2 separate regions of the Homo sapiens genome follow, and region 1 is linked to region 2. Evidence: chromatin loops called from intact Hi-C (ENCODE). Cell type or tissue: CD14-positive monocyte. All regions are shown on one strand. Links, peaks and the distances in the headings refer to the core of each region. The heading gives the core; the rest is flanking DNA. Region 1 holds the start of LOC124904901 (a long non-coding RNA gene). Region 2 overlaps KIAA1755.

What was found. A loop is a pair of places that touch in the nucleus more often than their neighbours do. Peaks named below come from ENCODE experiments on the same cell type or tissue, not always from the same donor. Only the 100,000 strongest peaks of a DNase experiment are listed, where the experiment ranks them.
Region 1: a loop joins it to region 2, with 2.7 times the contacts of the local background. A loop is called at or near these places in 47 of 110 quality-filtered maps.

The regions. Positions count from the first base shown.
Region 1 is chr20:38,409,724-38,420,043 of GRCh38, reverse strand. It overlaps LOC124904901 (a long non-coding RNA gene), which reads left to right and starts at 3,032. Exons shown (of 2, transcript XR_007067582.1): 1 at 3,032-4,938; 2 at 6,377-7,740. In CD14-positive monocyte, for the core only: no CTCF peak of the experiment used is centred there; no DNase peak of the experiment used is centred there.
Region 2 is chr20:38,224,842-38,235,161 of GRCh38, reverse strand. It overlaps KIAA1755, which reads left to right. Exons shown (of 14, transcript NM_001029864.2): 5 at 3,837-3,960; 6 at 6,922-7,015; 7 at 7,922-8,008; 8 at 9,381-9,497. Among named protein-coding and RNA genes, the nearest start is that of KIAA1755, 31 kb to the left of the region's middle. In CD14-positive monocyte, for the core only: CTCF peaks have their summits at 4,973 and 5,178 (motif pointing left); DNase peaks (open chromatin) are centred at 3,421 and 5,201.

The DNA.
Region 1 (10,320 bases), core at 1,127-9,126, 180 kb before region 2:
GGTAAAGTCACTTATTGCAAGGCCTAGGCATGGTGCCTTGTGCCTGTATTACTAGCACTTTGGGAGGCCAAGGTGGGATGATTTCTTGAGGCCAGGAGATCAAAACCAGCCTAGGCAGCAGACCCCGTCTCCACAAAAAATTAGCCAGGCACGGTAGCGCACTCCTGTAGTCCCAGCTACTCAGGAGGCTGAGGCAGGAGGATTGCTTAAGCCCAGGAATTCGAGGATTCAATGAGTTAATGATGGCACCACTGCAGCCCAGCCTGGGTGCCAGAGTGAGACCTGTTTTTAAGAGAAAGAAAAATTGCAGCAATGACATGATCTAAGGATGTGCACGCATGAACTGTCATCTCTGATTCACAGAGGGAGGAATCTACACATGTCCCAGGGGCCATGGTGAAAAGGTGCAGTTAATCTCCCCACTTGAAGTTAAAACCACCTTGGCTGGAGTTGGGGCAAAAATCACGCTGGTAAGCCTGTCTTGATGAATTTGGCACATTAATGGTCTGCCAGGCATTCTTTGTTTTTTTTTTTTCTCATGTTTTTTGTTTTTTTATTTTTTGAGTCAGCCTCACTGTTGCCCAGGCTGCAGTGTAGTGGTGTGATCTTGGCTCACTGCAACCTCTGCCTCCCAGGTTCAAGTGATTCTTGTGCCTCAGCCTCCTAAGTAGCTGGGACTATGCGCATGTGCCGCAACGCCCAGCTAATTTTTGTATTTTTAGTAGAGATGGGGTTTCGCCATGTTGGCCAGCTGGTCTCGAACTTCTGACCTCAAGTAAATACCCGCCTCGGCCTTCCAAAGTGTTGAGATTACAGGTGTGAGCCACCATGCCTGGCCTAAGGGGCAGGCATTTATGTTTAAAGGCACCATACCAGCAGTCAGTTCCCTGCAGAAGCATCCAGAAGTCACAGGTCCTTTTTCTGCCTTGGCCTTTGAGGACCATCCTGACTTTTTTGCCACCTTTTGCCAACTGGCTGTGGCTGCTTGAACAGATGCCAGGGGAAGGAATCTGGGTCCACTTGAGGAAGCTGTAACTGATGACAGATGTCTGCCACAGTGGAGGGGACAGCAGTAGAATACATTACCTAAGTCTAAGCAGTAATACAGTACCTAAGTCTGCATATTTCATCCGGCATCAGATCATCATGGGTGCCTCTCGCCACTGTTGCATGTGAGGCAGGAGCCATCCCAGGTCTTAAGGGCCTGAGGAACTCTGAGAAGAGCAGTCCATTAACCAAGGTGGCCCAAGAGCCAGGATTAGGTCAAGGAGGCGTGGCCCTTGCTGGGATATGTGCCCAGTATGAGGGCCTGAGGAAGCAGCTGGTTGGAGACTCCACAGCAGAACTGACAGCCAGGAGAATGGAGAGCTGGGAGAGTGAGGCTCATTCACTCAAAAAGCATTGTGCATTTACTTGGGAGCCAGACGCTAAGCTGGAGAAAAGGATACAAGGGTGAGTAAGGCAGTTTGTGTCCTCAAGGAGATCCCAGCCCAGATAAATATATGTAGCTGTGTTTCAGAGGCTTGGTTCCAGACCACTGCAATAAAGTGAGTTGCACACATTTTCTTGTCTCCTAGTGCATTAAAGTTATTTTAGCCAGGTGTGGTGGCACGTGCACCTGTAGTCCCAGCTACTCCAGAGGCTAAGGCAGAGGATTTCTTGAGCCCAGGAGTTCAAAGCCAGCCTGGACAACCTAGTGAAGACCCTTGTGTAAAAAAATCAAGTTTACACTATAGTGTAGTTTATTAACTGTGCAATAGCATTATGTCCAAAGCAATATAAATACCTTAATTTAAAAATATTATGAAAGAATGCTAATGGTTATCTTTAATCCTAGCTGCTTGGGAGGCTGAGCTGTGCACCAACATGCCCAGCTAATTTTTTTTTTTTTTTTTTTTTTTTGAGACAGAGTCTTGCTCTGTCACCCAGGCTGGAGTGCAGTGGTGCGATCTCGGCTCACTGCAACCTCCACCTCCTGGGTTCAAGCAATTCTCTGCCTCAGCCTCCCGAGTAGCTGGGATTACAGGCACCCGCCACCACGCCCAGCTATTGTATTTTTAGTAGAGATGGGGTTTCACCATCTTGGCCAGGCTGGTCTTGAACTCCTGACCTTGTGATCCACCCACTTTGGTCTCCAAAAGTGCTGGGATTACAGGTGTGAGCCACTGCGCCCAGCCACTAATTTTTTTTTTTTTTTTTTTTTTTAAGGGATAGGTTCTTGCTATGTTGAGACCCTGTCTGGTCTCAAACTCCTCCTAGGCTCAAGCTATCTTTTCACCTCAGCCTCCAAAGTACTGGGATTACGGGTGTCAGCTACCACCCCTGGTCCCCTTTGTGGAATTTTAATGCTTCCAGTCCTTTGCCTCCAAAGCTCTCCAATGCCTTTAAAACGATGGTTTTCTATTTTATCCACCCTTTCCAGTTCTTAGCAGAAACATTGGCCTGTCAACTACTCCCTTCTATTTAGAAGCAGAAATCTTGACATTAGCAGATTTTACTTAAAAAATGTTTTTCTCTCTGTTTGGAGAACGGATTATACCAGGGCAAGAGTGGAAGCAAGGTGACCAGTTGGAAGATTATGGCAGTTGTCTAGGTGACAGATATTGGTGACTTGGAGTAGGGAGATAGAGGTAGACAGCAAGATAGATGTCTATGTTCCAAGATAGAAAGATGAAGATACAATTTTAGGCAAATGAAGCTTAGAGCAGGGAAGTATGTAAAATGTGATATACCATTTTTTTGGTTAAAAGAAGATTTATTCGAAATCAGCCTGGACAACATGGTGAAACCCCATCTCTACTAGAAATACAAAAATTAGCCAGGCTTGGTGGTGGGCGCGTGTAATCCCAGCTGTTCAGGAGGCTGAGGCAGGAGAATCGCTTGAACCCGGGAGGCGGAGGTTCCAGTGAACTGAGATCGCGCCATTGCACTCCAGCCTGGGCAACAGGAGTGAAACTCCTATTGCCCAGGAGTTTTGAGAGTGAAACTCTCAAAAAAAAAAAAAAAAAAGATTTATATGTATATATGCAAATTGGGGTGATTTTTTTTTTTTTTATTTTAACATGCTTTTCTCTTTTTTCTTTCCCAGAACATCATAGTTTCTCTAATATATCCCTGGCATCCTTTTGGCTAGGGGGAGATTTGAATGCCAAGGAAGGCCACAGTGTTAGTCAGTCTTTGTCATTCAAAAATAGGATTATGCAGCAGGACAGTAGCCTTGCTTGCAAGGCAGGATTCTTCAATATTTTTTTTTAATTACTCCTTTATACCAGTAAGCAAACTTGGAGAATCTATTCCCAAAAATTTTACAGGGATGTGGAGTAGACACTTTTGTCTACCATTAAGGCTTAGCTGGAGTCAGAAAGAAAGATATAATTAGGGGTCACAAAAGGTTTTTACCTGATGCTCTTTTTTTTGTTATTGTTGTTGTTTTGTTTTTGTTTTTGTTTTTTTGACCTTGAGGGATTAAGGAAGAAGAAGGGGAACAGAGAAGCAGATGACAAGAGGCTCACATGGGTGTCCCAATTTCCCTTCTCTGGACTTTGACTTGGAGAGGGTGCAAGTACATTAGAGAGAACACTGAGAACAAGAGAGGAGACATTGACTTTGCTTCCCATTTAACACTGTGCAAGAGGCCACCTCTTGAATTGCCCCCTGCCCTAAACTGTAGTATAGCCATGGCAACTGGACAGCTTGGTGTGGTTGGGCAGAGGGACGTATCTTCGCCATCTTGGGCTGCCATAACAAAATTCCATAGATTGAGTGATTTAAACAACAGAAGTTAATTTTCTCAAAGTTCTGGGGGCCAGGAAGTCCAAGATCAAGGTGCTGGCTGATTCAATTTCTGATGAGAGCTCTCTTCCTGGCTTGCAGATGGCTGCCTTGCTGTGTCCTCATATGGTGGAGAGCGAGGGAATGGCCTCCCTGGTGTCTCTTCTTATAAGGGCACTAATTCTATCAGATTATGGCTCCACCCTTATGACCTCATTTAACTTTAATTACCTCCTTAAAGGCCCTATCTGTAAATATAGTTACATTGAGGGTTAGGCTTTGTGTTAGTCTGTTCTCACGCTGCTAATAAAGACATACCTGAGACTGGATAGTTTATAAAAGAAAGAGGTTTAATTGACTCACAGTTCCATATGGCTGGGGAGGCCTCACAGTCATGGTGAACGGGGAATGAGGAGCAGTCACGTCTTACTAACGGTGGCAGGCAAGACAGCTTGTTCAGGAAAATTCCCGTTTATAAAACCATCAGATCTCCTGAGACTACAATGAGAACAGTATGGAGGAAACCACCCCCTTGATTCAGTTATCTCCATCTGGCCCTGCTCTTGACACATGGGGATTATTATAATCCAGGGTGAGATTTGGGTGGGGACACAGCCAAACCACATCAGGCTTCAATATGTGACTTTTGGGGGTACAAAGTTCAGTCCATAGCAATTCAGTCCTTTGGAATTTAGCATCCTGGAGCTGCCCTGGGATCCTGAATGGTCTACGTCAACCCAGAGGTGGCTGAGGATGTGGCTGAAGAGTTTCCTAGCAGGGGCCACAGTACCAGAGTGAGGTACCAGACCTGCATCCTGCTTAAAAATCCAGCATGCACCCTGGAGAATTGCTGGCACTTGGCAAATATTTATTGAAATGAGCCGTTGGGCTGTATCTTCTTTTTGCATGTGTAATAGGAGTGTCCCTTGTTCTCCAGCCTTCAGGAGTCACCCTTTCCTTGAACGTCCTCTGAATATCAGCCCCAGATCTGTAGGAAGTCCACTTGAGTCTTCAGTAAATGCTGATATGTTCTTTTTCTTTGAGACGGCGTCTCGCTGCTGACTCCCAGGCTGGAATACTCTGGCGTGATCTTTGCTCACTGCAACCTCCACCGCCTGGGTTCAAGCGATTCTCCTGCCTCAGCCTCCTGAGTAACTGGGACTACAGGTATGTGCCCCTACACCCGGCTAATTTTTGTATTTTTAGTAGAGACGAGGTTTCACCATGTTGGCCAGGCTGGTCTTGAACTCCTGACCCCAGGTGATCTGCCCACCTTGGCCTCCCAAGGTGCTGGGATTACAAGTGAGAGCCGCCGCGCCCGGCCAATGCTGATGTGTTCTAACAAATCCATCCTGGTGGCTGTTTGTTGTATTTTTCTCTGAATAGCTCCATTGCTCCAGGCCTCTCTGTGGTTACCTATGGTTTTCACCTTTTCTCCCACTGCTGTTCTTTTCCTATGCCATTTTGCCCCAAACATTCTTATGATCAATTAAAGCTGGCTCCAGGGCAGCACAGGCTCTACACTCTGGCCGGATTTGTTTCTGCCTCAGAAATACGTGCTGTCATGGCCGGAGATGGCCATCAAGATGTCTCCTAGCTCATCCAGGCAGGTCTGCTCTCAGGTTCCACTGGGAGAATGTAACAGTGTTCTGGAGCTTGATCATCTCCCATCCTGGTGATCTCTCAAAAGGTCTTGCAACCCACCTGAGCGCTTAGATCAAATCCCAGTGGCTTCTGAGAACGTGTTGCTGGTTTGTGAGGGAGAAGGGATGGGAGAGGATAGTGAGAAAGAGAAGATGCTAGGAAGTGAAATAAGAAGGAAAGAGGAAAAGATATTACCATTTAATTCAACTCAGGGCTGGGCGCAGCAGCTCATGCCTGTAATCCTAGCACTTTGGGAGGCTGCAGTGGGTGGATTGCCTGACGAGATCAGTCTGGCCAACGTGGTGAAACTCTGTCTCTACTAAAAGTACAAAAAAATTGGCTGGGTGTGATGGTGTGTGCCTGTAATCTCAGCTACTCGGGAGGCTGAGGCCCGAGAATCACTTGAACCCAGGAGGCAGAAGTTGCAGTGAACCATGATCACATACCACTTCACTCCAGCCTCGGTGACAGAGTGAGATTCTGTCTCAAAAAAAAAAAAAAATTCAGTTCAACTCAAACTTAAGTATGCATCCAAATCACCTACAATGCTTGTTAAAGCACAGATTGCTGGGCCCCTCCCCTGAGTTTCTGATTCAGCAGATTTGGGATGGGGACCAAGCATCCTGACTTCTTCATTTTTTTTTTTTTTGTTTTTTTTTGAGACAGAGTCTCGCTCTGTCGCCCAGGCTGGAGTCCAGTGGCACGATCTCGGCTCACTGCAACCTCCGCTTTCCGGGTTCAAGCGATACTCCTGCCTCAGCCTCTGGAGTATCTGGGACTACAGGTGCCCACCACCACACCCTGCTAATTTTTGTACTTTTAGTAGATAACAGGATTTTGCCATGTTGGCCAGGCTGGTCTTGAACTCCTGACCTCAGCCTGCCTCGGCCTCCCAAAATGCTGGGATTACAGGTGTGAGCCACCGCACCCGGGCACATTCTCACTTCAAACAAATTTCCAGGTGATGCTGATGCTGCTGTTCAGAGGACCACATTTTGAGAACCACTGACCTCACCCCCAAACCAGCTTGGAGATGATGCACCCCATCCCAGTATAATATTTTACTCTTCATAATGGGTAGGCAGACCTGCTTTTTCTAAAATATCCTTGCAGCCAGCAGCCAGGTCCATCTGTTTGTTCATACAGTAGCAAGATGTCCAACAACTCCCTAAGGAACTTAATGAGCAACTTGGATCCAATTCTTCATTGTCTGTCAGAGGAAAGGCATCCATGCTTGGTAATGAGCCTTTGGATGCTCTACCCGGCTCTGTGGCCAGAACAAAGCGCCTTGTTATCTCCCTGACAAGGAGCCTACTTTATGGTGTTGGACAAAACACCTAGCACGTCATTCTCCCAAACAGCACAAACTCATACCCAATGAAACTGGGGGAGCAACGGGTGGTTCTTTCTACTCTCAGAAACCTGTTTATTTCCATCTTGGTGGTGTGGAGAGGGTGTTGTATGTTGCACATTGTGCAAAGGCCTGGGACATGATGGCCGCTGCTCCCACTCACCCATCTCATCAGCATGTTGTAGACATCTGCAGAGTCCTACACCGAACTGAGCATGCTGGGGGGTGGGGGGTGACAATGATGAAATGCATCCAGAACCTGTTTCAAGGCCAGGCCTGTGACACAGCTCCAGACTAGATGCATAGTGAAGGCTCAGGAAATGTCGGCCATGATTCTTTTGTTTTGTTTTCAGACGGAGTCTCACTCTGTCACCCAGGCTGGAGTGCACTGGCGTGATCTCAGCTCATTGCAACTTCTGCCTCCCGGGTTCAAGTGATTCTCATGCCTCAGCCTCCCCAGTAGCTGGGATTACAGGTACATGCCACCTCGCCCAGCTGATTTTTGTATTTCTTTTTTAGTAGAGACAGGGTTTTACCATGTTGGCCAGGCTGGTCATGAACTTCTGGCCTCAAGTGATCTGCCTGCCTCGGCCTCGCAGAGTGCTGGTATTACAGGAGTGAGACACGGTGCTCTGCCGATTCTTATGGGTATGATTAAGAAGAACATCCCAATCACAGCCTGGAATAGAACACTTTCGTGATACAATTCACAACCTCCTTCTGGGAGGACATGAGCATTCCTGATAAATGCTGAAGCAATTTTCTGATAAACTTTAACAAGATTAAAACCTCTTTGGGGAAATTAGCTACCCAAACCATTTGGATGATTATCATACATTCTTTGTCTTGTATTCAGTTTAATAATGATTATCCAACCATTCTCTTTTCCTTTGAAATATCCATAACAAAAGGGAACTACTGACTTGGCTTTGTGACAAGCTTAAAATAAAACTTCAACACATGCTTATAATTAATTTTTGTGAAAAAATGTAAAACAGTCATTATAGAGATAGGACATAAAAATAGTAGCTAACACTTATTAAGTACTTGTTGCTTGTCACATGTTATATTAAATGCCCAAAAACTCTTTATAATGAATTGGGTTATAATACCTCTGTTTGACTTAAAAGATGCTGATACAGTTTGAATATTTGTCCCCTCCATATCTCATGGTGAAATGTGATCCCTAATGTTGGACATGGAGCCTGCTGGGAGGTGTCTGGGTCATTGGGATAGATCCCTCTTAAGTGACTTGGTGCCCTCCCCATGGTAATGAGTGAGTTCTTGCTGTTAGTTCACGAGAGAGCCCGTTGTTTAAAGGAGCCTGCACCTCCTCCTCTCTCTCTTTGCTCCCTCTCTTGCTATATGATGCGCCTGCTCTTCCTTTGCCTTCTGCCATGATCGGAAGCTTCTGAGGCCTCACCAGAAGCTGAGCAGATGCTGGTGCCATGCTTGTACAGTCTGAAGAACTGTGAGCCAAATAAACCTCTTTTTTAAAATTTAATTTAATTTTTTTTTTTGAGACGGAGTCTTGCTCTGTCGCCCAGGCTGGAGTGCAGTGGTGCAATCTTGGCTCATTGCAAGCTCCGCCTCCCGGGTTCACACCATTCTCCTGCCTCAGCCTGCCGAGTAGCTGGGACTACAGGCGTCCACCACCACGCCCGGCTAATTTTTTGTATTTTTAGTAGAGATGGGATTTCGCCATGTTAGCCAGGATGGTCTCGGTCTCCTGACCTCATGATCCGCCCACCTCAGCTTCCCAAAGTGCTGGGATTACAGGCGTGAGCCACTGCACCCGGCAATAAACCTCTTTTCTTTACAGATTGCCCAGTCACAGGTATTCCTTTATAGGAATGCAGAACAGACTAACACAAATGCTAAGAAAGGCCGAGTGACTTGCCCAAGATCAGACAGCCAGTGATGGGTAGAGCCAGGTTTTGGTTCCAGGCCTGGCTGAGTCCCCAGCTGGAGCTAGCTACAGCTACACTCTTCTGCTTTGCCAGGGGAATTGCAGCAGGAGGTGAAGAGTGGGATAGTCTGCTGGGCACGGTGGCTCATGCTTGTAATCCCAGCACTTTGGGTGGCCGAGGCAGACGGATCATCTGAAGTCAGGAGTTCGAGTCCAGCCTGGCCAACATATCGAAACCCGTCTACTAAAAATACAAAAATTAGCCAGGCGTGGTGGCACGTGCCTGTAATTCCAGCTACTCAGGAGGCTGAGGCAGGAGAATCACTTGAACCTGGGAGGCGGAGGTTGTGGTGAGCTGAAACTGCACTACTGCACTCCAGCCTGGGTAATACAGTAAGACTCTGTCAAAAAAAAAAAAAAGAGTGGGATAGTCCCTGAGAAAGGGATAGGTATAGGGCTGTGGAACCACAGAGCACGGAGAGTGTTCTCCCAGGTAGAGGGCTTGGGAAGCGGACATGGAGGAAGAGATAGTCTATTCCAGAAGAGGAAGTAGGAGAGGGACTGGTGGAGACAGTGAGCAGCACATGCCAGGAGCAGCAGGAGGGTGGGCAGAGGCATAGCAAAGGCCCAGGCACATTTGAAGGTGATTGTAGAGTTCGATCTGCAGCCATGGGAGTGGCCCCCAGTCCTCTGAACAGCGCGACCCCTGTCATCCAGTGTTGTGGATCCTATGTGCTGCTACTTGGACTTTTTAAATTACTCTGGATTCAGAGAGCACAGCCACACAGTTTCATCACTTACTGGCTGTGTGACCCTGGGCAAGTCACTTCACCTCTCTGAGCTGAAGGTTTCCTCATCTGAAAACTGGGGGTAATGATAGCATCTCCTTCTTAGGATTGCTGTGAGGATTCAATGAGATAAACCTCAAATTAGCACATGCCTGGCACCTCCAAGGGCTCCATAGAAAGGTGGGGTATTACTGTCTTACCGTGTAATTGAATGGTGGCATTATAACGCTATTTTTCAGGAGGCTTGTGAAAAAAATAACTTCTCATTAAAAAAATAATTTTAGACTTTAAAAAAGTTGCAAAAGTAGCACAAAGAATTCCTGAATACCTTTCACCAAGATTACAAATATACACATAAAGAAAAAAACAGGGCCGGGCGCAGTGGCTCACGCATGTAATTCCAACACTTTGGGAGGCCAAAGCGGGTGGATCACGAGGTCAGGAGATCAAGACCATCCTGCCTAACACGGTGAAACCCCGCCTCTACTAAAAATACAAAGAAAAAAAAAAAAGTTAGCCAGGCATGGTGGCACGCGCCTGTAGTCCCAGCTACTTGGGAGGCTGAGGCAGGAGAATTGCTTGAACCTGGGAGGCGGAGGTTGCAGTGAGCCGAGATCATGCCACTGCACTCCAGCCTGGGCAACAGAGTGAGACTCTGTCTCAAAAAAAAAAAAACAAAAAACAAAACAAAACAAAAATATATATTGACATATATGTACACACATAGAAACATATAAACATGTATATACGTATTTCCCCCTGAAGTGTTTGTGAGTCAAATGCAGACTTGTTGGCCCTTTACCCCTTAATACTTCAGTGTGCATTCTTTAAAAGCAAGGACATTCTCCTATATACCA
Region 2 (10,320 bases), core at 798-8,797:
AATATCCATAAATAGAATACATTCACACTCGTTTTGATATGAAAAAATGCTTTTAATTGCTTGCAAATTCAATTACTTACCATTCCTCCCTCCCCAAACTTGGAGTGACTCTTCATGCTGCTGGCAGATGCAACACATTTTTCAGCAACTTTGGGCAACCCCGACTTACCCACCACCCTCATTTTGCCATCCTCATTTTCACCTGAGGCTCACAATATCTGTGAACAGCACAGCTTCAAGCCACGGTTCTGAGATGCTAATGATGGTATTTCTGGCGCCAGCTGGTAGGTGAGGATAACATTTGGGGCAAAAGGGTCTCCTTGGCCCAGCTGAAGACAAATCAGGTGGACAACTGCCCCTTGCTGTAATCAACTCAGCTGGCACTGGGTGTGTGCAGGGCCCTGTTCCAGGCAGTGTGGGGAACCAGACATGTGAACTAATCGTATGACTACTGTGTCCCAGTGTGGAATGTCCTGAGTGTGTGAACCCTTTGCTGCTCAAAGTGTGGTCTGGGGACTACCTACATCAGCGTGACCTTGGAGCTAGGGGGAGAGGCAGAATCTCAGGCCTGCTGAACTGGCATCTGCATTCTAACAAGATCCCCAGGCCCATCAAAGTTTGAGAGGTGTTGCTCTAACCCTCCATTCCTTCATGAATCAATCACAGACATTGATTATCCAGCCTTGTGCTGAGCACAGGGATGCAACAATGAGTTTGACCCAGTGCACACCCGTAAGGGCTCTCAGTCTTGCAGGATCTCACAGAGGCCTACATTTGCTTTGGGAACCTGGGACTGGGGAAGAGCTTCTAAAGAGGGAAGGCAGTAAGGAGGTCTTCCAGGAAGAGGTGGCATCTTGGCTAGTCTTTGAGCGATGAGGGGGATTTCACCAGATAGAGATAGGACAGAAGGGCATACCTGGCAGAAGGAATAGGGTGAACAAAGCTGGGTGGTATCATCTGTCATTGGTGGCAAGGGGAGACTTAGTATATTAGTGTCCCAGGACTGCCATAACGTGGGTGGCTTAAGCAACAGAGATTCATTTTCTCATAGGTCTGGAGGCTGGAAGTCCAAGATCAAGGTGTTGGCAGGGTTGTTTCCTTCTGTGGCCTCTCTCCTTGGCTTGCAAATGCCCATCTTCTCCCTGTATCTTCATGGGGTCTTCCCTCTGTGTCCAAATTTCTTCTTGTAAGGACACTGGCCATATTCTATTAGGGCCCACAGTAACCTCATTTTAACTGAATTACCTCTTTAAACACCCTATCTCCAAATACAGTCACATGCTGATGTACTGGGAGTTAAGACTTCCACATATAAATTTGGAGGGGCAGGGGACACAGCTTCGCCCCTAACACCTAGTGTATGAAATGAGGATGGAAGAGTGTGCAGAGCCTGAGACACTTCAATGCCAGGTCCAGAAGCTTGCAGTTTCTCTTCAAGGCCACAAGGAGCCATAGAAGGTTATAGAGCAGGGGAGTGCAGCACCATCAGAGCTGCAATTGAGCTCCAGGCCTCAGGTGTGTAGCAGACAAAGGCACCCCTAATTCAAGGGGTGAATCAGGCATGGTCTCTACCCTTGCAGAGAGTTTGGGTACCTGAGCCCATGGGGGACTGGGAAGCTGCTTCCCCACCCCAGTTTCCTCATCAGCAAAATGGACCCAGGTATGTGATGTAGCATTTCCTGACCCAAGGGACCCAACAAACAGCTGCGATAGGATTTTGGAGGGACCTGTACCCGCACCTCCACCTTCACAAGTTGTGCATTTATTTCATGGTTTAATGACTTCACCTTCTTTTGGACTTTTATATTATGAAAAATTTCAAACCTATAGAAAAGTAGACAGAATAGTATCATGAATACCCACATACCTATCACCCAGATTTAATAAATCTTAACATTTTGTCATGCTTCATCTATTTGTTTCTGAAGTATTTATAAAAATATTACAAATCTTCATATTCTATCACCTAAATACTTCAGTGTGTTCCCTAATAATCACAATACCATTTAGTACACTTAACAGATAAAAAAAAATTTCTTTTGAGACAAGGTCTCACTCTGTCACCCAGGCTGGAGTGCAGTGAAACAATTATGGTTCTTGCAGCCTCAACCTCCCCGGCTCAAGCGATTCTCCCACCTCAGCCTCCTGAGCAGCTGGGACTGCAGGCACACACCACCACTCCTGGCTAATTATTTTTTTAATTTTTAGTAAAGACAAGGTCTTGCTATGTTGCCCAGGCTGGTCTCGAACTCCCGAGCTCAAGCCATTCTCTTACCTTGGTCTCCCAAAATGCTGGGATTACAGGCATGAGCCACTGCACCCGGCCCCCTAACAAAATGAAAAAGAATGTCCTCATACTAATCAATTTCCAGTTTCTGTTCAAGTCTCCCCTCTTATCCCCAACAAAATGTCTTTACTTTCGAAATTTGTAAGTGAATAGTAGGAAAAAGATCAAATCCATAATATCAAGAGGATAACATTGATATATATGTATACACATTTATATACACACAAATTTTTTTTTTTTTTTTTCTGAGACAGAGTCTCACTCTGTCGCCCAGGCTGGAGTGCAGTGGCGAGATCTCGGCTCACTGCAAGCTCCACCTCCCAGGTTCACGCCATTCTCATGCCTCAGCCTCCCAAGTAGCTGGGACTACAGGCGCCCGCCACCATGCCTGGCTAATTTTTTTGTATTTTTTAGTAGAGACGGGGTTTCACCATGTTAGCCAGGATGGTGTCGATCTCCTGACCTCGTGATCCACCCGCCTCAGCCTCCCAAAGTGCTGGGATTACAGGCGTGAGCCACCGTGCCCAGCCACAAATTTTTTTTTTATTTTAAAAATTATATCAGATTTTAAGACATATGTGAAAGAATGTTCCAGGTGGTTGGACCCCTGTGAGGCGGCACTTGTGAAGGTGGTTAGGTTTGTCCAAGGCTTCGTGAGCTGTGAAGGGTTTTGCACGCTGCAGAGGGTGGTGCCCACGTGGAGTGGCTGGTGGTCATTGCAGGGCATCCTGGAGTGAGGTGACTGAAGTGCAGGGCTCTGAGTCCAGGCTGCGAGACAGGTGTGGTTTCCCAAGGCCCGAGCCTCTTTCCCTGCTGCTGTATTTGCCCTCCCCTTTCCTCCCCATGAGGATGGGCTGTACTGGCTCCCGGAGCCTCAGCCTCATGACTCCTGTGGGGAGAGTGAGGCACACCGCCCAGATTCCTGGAACAGGAAATAGCCTGTCGGAAACCCAGGGTTGAAAGTCTGCAAGAAGAAATAGTGCTGGTGGCCACAGGGCTGCACGCTCACCACCCCTTGGACTGGAGACGAGAACAGAGACAGTGATCATTGTAACGACCAACGATTGAGCAACTCAATCATTCACTGAGCTCTTGCTGTGTATTAAGTGCTTCTCAGGAGCTGTCTGATTTCATCCTTGAAATAACCTAATAAGCTCAGCATATTATTCTCCCTGTTTAACAGATGAGGAAACTGAAGCTCAGAGGTGCACTGACTTGCCCACAGACACACAGTGAGTCACTGCAGAGCAGAGACTTGACCCCTTTCTGTGTGACCCCAGAGCTCATGCCATGAGCTTTGCCTGCCCACGTATCTTATACAGAGGGAGTGCTCTGCACAGAGGAGATTCAGGGAAGACTTTTCTCACGAAGTGGTGTTTGAGCTGGGTCTTGAAGGATAAGTAGAAGTCAGAGTTCACAGAAGGAGAAGGAGAGAAAGGGTGTTCCAGGCAAAGGAACCGTTACGGCCAAAGGTCTGCAGGCCACAGGAGAGGTCCCTAGAGGGCCCCCCACAAGTTCTCACTGCTCACGTGTGCCCTCTGTCCTCCAGGTGGCCGGGACAGGGCCGGGCGGCCCCTGCTTCTGGTGTCAACTACAGAGGGGGCCTGGGAGGCACCATGGTGCACAGTTTCAGAGGTCACCAAGCTACTGTCCTACCTGTGTACCATCCCCAGGTAAGGATCTGGGCCACCCTGACTGCTCCATCCCCACCTCAACCCTCTGGGCCCAGAGCCCTGGACCAGACACTGAGTGGAGAGGCACCATATCCTTCCATCCAGTCGTCTGTTCACAGAGCCAGTCCCCAGACAGATGCCGGGGGAAAGCAAAACAGCCTCAGTCCCTGCCATCGGGGGGTTGTCAGGCTGGTGGGAGAGATGGACAGAGTGCAAGAAACAAACCATGGCCAAGAAACTTTCAGGAGTGTCAGTGTGATGAAGAAAACAGTGATGTTTGTAGATCAGTGGTTTTCATTTTTTTTTTTTTTTTGAAATGGAGTTTCACTCTTGTTGCCCAGACTGGAGTGCAACAATGCAATCTCAGCTCACTGCAATCTCCGCCTCCCGGGTTCAAGCGATTCTCCTGCCTCAGCCTCCCGAGTAGCTGGGATTACAGGCATGCACCACCACACCTGGCTAATTTTGTATTTTTAGTAGAGACCGCATTTTTCCATGTTGGTCAGGCTGGTCTTGAGCTCCCAACCTCAGGTGATCCACCCACCTCGGCCTCCCAAAGTGCTGAGATTACAGGCGTGAGCCACCGTGCCTGGCCGGTTTTCAAATTTGAAGGTGCATTCGAATCACCTGGTGGGCTGTTAAAACAGATTGCAGGGGCCCATCCCCCAGATTTTCTGATTCAGTTGATGAAGGTGGGTGGGACCTGAAAATCTGCATTTGTAACAAATTTCCCGGTGATAACAGGTGCTGGGCCTGGGACTACACTTTAAGAACCACTGTTGTAGAGTAAGAAGAATAGGGGATGTTAATTTCAATTGGGAAATCAGGGAAGGCTTCCCTGAGGAGGTGATAATTGAGCTGTCATCTGAATTATAAATATTTGAATAAACAAAGGAAAGGGGTGAATGAGTAAATGAATGAATGAGAGAGTGAAAGAATGAGTGGGTGAGTCAGTGAGTGAGTGAGTGAATGAATGATGAGTGGACTCAGGCTGATTTCTAATGCTCCTCCTAACACTCCTACCCCTGCCACCATTCAGACTTAATGGACTGGCTGGGGAAGAGGCGCCCTCTTTTCCTCGGGACCCAGCCCCTAGCCAGGGCAGTCTTAGAGGGGATGCTGCTCAGGACTGGCTAATAAGCCCCAACTCAACCTAGAGGTCTGCTGTTGGGGGTAAGGGGTGGAAGGTGATGGAACCCTCTGGAACTATCTTCATGCATCCCACCCCACTGGAGCCATCACTGCCACCTGCTGGTCACTAACATTTTTTTTCTTCTTGTCCAAGGTGGAGTGGCTTTTCTGGACTGAGTGGGAGATGGGACCCCCTTTTTCTGTGGTGGAAAGTGACTAGTGTGGTAGACAGAGCTCTGGGATCCCACCGACTGGCTATGCAACCATAGGGAAATAATCTCCCCTCCCCAAGGCTCGCCTGAATAAAGGGCATGACCAAGAGGGCTCTAAGGACCAAGCTGGGCACAAGTGGCAGGGATGAGGGGGTGTAGAGGATGTAAACTGTGGAGTGCAGTGCACACCAGGTGCTTGTGTGCTGGGCTGGTTTTCTCCACTTGTGCTCTGAATGAACATTGGCTGGGCCCCTGCTCTGGGCTTGGCTTCATGCTACATGGTGCTAGGGACAGAGGCACCTCACACCGGGCCCTGACTTTTAAGGGCCTCCAGGTTGGTAGCAGAGACAGGTCTGGAAACAAATCACTGTCCAGCATGGGCATCGCCAGAGGGAGGCAAGGACATAAAGTCAGAGACTTGAAATCACCTCCCAGAGCCTCCTGTCACTATCTGCCACTGGGCCTTTCTGTGCCTCAGTTTCCCCTTCTAGGATAATCATAGCAAATATTTACATCCCATTTACTCTGTGCAGTCACTGAGTGCTTTACAAGAATGAATTCATCAGTCCTCACTACAGCCCATAAGGCCGGTACTATCATTATTAAATTGACTCAGGGAGATGAAATAACTTGCCCAGACCACAAGGTACTAATGGCAGTGCCACAGCTCTACCCTCCCACTGGGCCACCTCAGGTTTTGTCTGTGCACTGAGTGGTTGTAAGGCTTGAGGGCAGTTGGGGGCTATTTTTCAATCCTGCCTGATCATTAGACTGGCCGAGGGTGCTTGGAACCACACAGATTCCCTGGCCACCCTGTACCCACTGGCCAGATGGCTAGAGGGGTGGGGATGGGAGAGGAGTAGGGTGAGGAATCTGTATTTTAACAAGTCTTGAAAATTGTGCCAGTTTGGAAAATCCTAAGATAGTCACTGAAAAGTGGCCCACTGTAAGCTCAGTGCAATGTGGCTGAACCAGGGAGGGTGTTTTGGCTGCAATCAACAGAAATTCCCATTTAAAATGTTTTATCTGTTAAGGAAATGTATCATTGTATGTCTCTGCCTCATATCTCTTTGTTAAGAACTTTTTAAAGGAGGGAATGTCTTTCCCAGAAGCCTCTTTCCCTGGAAAACTTTCCCTCACATATCATTGGCCAGAAATGTCACATGACCCTCCCCATCTAAACCAATCACTGGCCAGAGGAATTACGTCACTACTGTTGGCCTCAACCAATCAGAAGCCAGGCTCTGGGGGAACTTGGCTTTTTGGAGGGAGTTGGATTCTTGAGCAAAATAAGGATTCTGCCTACACAAAAAAGTGGATGAGTCCCAAGTGACTTGCCTACTGTACCTGGGTTAGTTGCTAGAGTTAGGAATAGTAGGGCTATAAACGAGGGCTGTATGAGGTCTTGCAGGAGCACCAAAGAGGAAGCAAAAGGCTCTGCCTGGAGAAGAACCACGGAGGGCTTCCTAGAAGGGGCATTGGAACTTGGTCTTAACAGGATGAAGAGTTCACCAGTAAATCAAGGTTTCTAGCAGCCAGGTTCCCTCACCTTCCACTAGGTCCTGCCCCCTGTCCGAGGCCATCCAGCAAGACTGTCAATTCTGTTTACCACCCACAGGCCTGAAGATAAAGCCAAGGGGCTGGCGGTCCTGATTGACGCCAGGAGACAGCCCCCACAGCCCGGTCTGGTCAGCGCCCTGCAGGCCACCCAGGTGAGTGGGAGGTGGAGAGCCTTAGCCTAGTAAGTCCTGGGAGCCACCAGGGGCCTCCTGACATTCATAGAGTCCGGGGGTGCTTAAGGCTGGGACCAGGACTCTCAGGCAGGGACTTTTACTGCAGCCAACAGAAAACTCAGCCCTAACAAGCTTGAAGCTCATTGGTTCATGTCAATGGACAGTCCAGGAGCCAAGTCCAGCTTCAAGTATGGCCTGATCCAAGGGCTCAGATATTATCATTAGAACCTGGTTCCTCTCTCTCCATTTCTGGCCCCGTTCTCTTTGGAGGATGCCAAGCCACCCCGCTTGGCACCCCGCGCCCCTTGGTGGCCGGATGGCTCCCAGCAGCTCTGACTTCACATGGTCTCTAATTTAAATCCATTAGGAAAGAGTAAGAGATTATTTTCCCAGAGGTCTCAGCAAAAATTTCTTTGTGTCTCAGTTACAGTGGATTCAGGAGTCCCTCCACACCCAACCCTGTGGCCTGGGGGTGAATGCAACACACTGATTGGCTCAGACTTAGATCACATAAAGCTCATGAGCTGAGAAGGGAGGAGAGAAGATTCCTATCCAGCAATTATGGGCAGCAGAGTCAATGGAGGTTCTGCATCTGCTTACCTTATGGTCTGACCTCCTTTGCTTTGTAGATGGGCAAACTGGGGCCCAGAGGGGCAGGTCATCTGGAAAGATTTGCAACACAACTTGAACCTGCTGCTCTCATGACTTCTAACCAATGATTCACGGTCCAAACGTATCACACAAAGATTCCAGTCATGGAGGGACCCCACTCTGTCCTTGTGACCCATTTGCCTGCATCTTACAGGGGATGAAGGAGGAAATCAAAGTGTGTGAGGCTTCATGAAGCCTTGGGCAGAGCAACTCTGCAGTGGTTGTCTTTGACAGGCTCAGGTCCCAGCCTCTATCCGGGCTATTCTCTTCCTGGGGGAGAAGGAGGCGGCTCTCCAGCTGCAGACATTACCTGACGTCCAGGTGAGGGGGACTCAGGGTCGGCGGTTGAGGAAGGGAGTTGTTGGGCTCGAGCTGAGCTGGGGTTAAGGAGAGGGAGAACTGCAGAATTCATGAGCTAGAAGAGGCCTGGAGGTAATCTAGTGTAAGGCAATAAATACGAGGCCTAAGCGCTACCAATCCCCAGTATAGATCCGTGGCAGGCATTGTCAAATCAGTCACAGAGTGATATCTCTCTGGCAATCCTAGCAGCTCCTGGTGGGTGCTGCCACATGATCGAGAATTGCACATGGCATAGAACCTATTTGAAAAGCTTCATCTGGTCCATCCCTCCTCCCTTTGTTTTCAGAGGGGGAAACTGAAGCCTAAGGCCACACAGCAAGCTAGACGCAGAGCTGGAGTCACCTGACTCCAGTGCCTTTTTCACACTGCGGTCACACCTGCTCTTCCTGTATTTCTCGCCCTAATTAATACAGATGTGGAGCTGAAGCGGGACTCTGCAGGAAAGAGCCCTGCAGCTCCCTTTAATTAGTGCCATACACCACAGTAATGAGTAAGGGCAGTCAGTCCTCTGTCCTGCTTCGGGATGTGATTTTAAAACTCTCCTTCCTCCTGGTTAGTGAAGAGGCAGATTGTGGGCTGGAGGTGTGCTGTTCCAACTTTAATGTGCTTACTGATCTCTTGGGGAAATACATTAATGTGCAGGTTCTGATTGAGTAGTTCTGGGTGGGTCCTGGGACTCTGAATTTCCAACATGTCCTAGGTGATGCCGGCGATGCTGGCCCATGGACCACACTTTGAGTAGCAGGAATATCAGGTGGGTCCAAAAAAACCACAGAATCCACCAAATCCCAAGCCTAGGTATCTGGAGCTATTCCCAGCATAAACCTCAAATTTCTCTGCCTGGCAGAAGCAGTCACCTAGTTCTTCCATGTCTTAGAGGACACTGTTGGGATTTAGTGACTTTTCTCACCAGCCCCAAGAAGGAAACAGCTCTTGGCTCCTCAGGGAACTGTGCAAAGATTACAAAGAAGTTTCATCACAAGGGCCAGCTTCCATCAGTTTGTATGATTGCCCGGAGAGCTGTACTGGGAAAGAGCCAAGCTCAGAGGGAACGAGTGCTATGATTGATTAATGATGTCTGCCTTGGGCACAAGCTAGGAGAGTGGCAGTATGAGTGCTGTTTATTTGCCATTCCCTAACCAGGGTCTGGTTCTGAATTTTGATTTGTCAGAGTTTCCAGAGAAGATTGGTTGCTGGCAAAGCAACTTTTAAAGCTGGAGTCAACCTTACTTGTGGGAAATGAACTGGTGCTGGGGCAGGGATCTGGGCAGGACCTTCTAAAATGACTGTCCTCACTTTGAGTCCCTGGTTCTCCTGATTCTTTGGTCTGCAGGTGGAGGTGCTGACCTCATTGAAGGCCCTCAGCCACCATGTGGACCCCAGCCAGCTGCCCGCAGTCCTGGAAGGCCCCTTCCCCTACTGCCACACCGAGTGGGTTCATTTCTTCCAGGTGTTTACCGTCACAGCCTTTAGCCCCTGACCCCCACTCCTTCTCTTCTTCTCTTCACTCTTCTGTCCCATGGATCCATCAACCCTGCTATGCTAAAAAATAAACGGTCACTCAACAAATGTTTACAGTGAAGGTACAGAGTCAAATGATTAAGAGCTCAGGCTCTGGGGCCAGGCTGCCTACATTGCAATCCCAGCTCTGCTGTGTGATTTTGGATAAGTTACTTACCTTCTCTGAGCCTTGGTTTCCTCATCAGCTAAACAGGGGATAATAATAGTACCTCCTCATGGGGTTTTTGTGAGGATTAATTTAGTTAATACGGGTAAAGAGCTAGGTCTATGTTAACTGAAAATAAATTTACAGGGCCGGGCGCTGTGATTCACACCTGTAATCCCAGCACTTTGGGAGGCCGAGATGGGTGGATCACATGAGGTGAGGAGTTTGAGACCAGCCTGGCCAACATGGTAAAACCTCATATCTACTAAAAATACAAGAAAGAAAAAGTTAGCCAGGCATGGTGGTATGCACCTGTAGTCCCAGCTACTCGGGAGGCTGAGGCATGAGAATTGCTTGAACCCAGGAGGCAGAGATTGCAGTGAGCCAAGATCACACCACTGCACTCCAGCCTAGGTGGCACAGTGAGACTCTGTCTCAAAAAGAATCTTAAAATAAAATAAAATAAATTTACAGGCACTTGCTCTATGGACCCACACAACTCAGGAAGCTCAGGGTCTGGTTCCCTCCTATAAGAGGGAGGAAATAAGGCAGCCGCCAGTGTTGGGCTCCTTTCCTGTGTAATCACAGTCCCTCCTCCCCACAACCC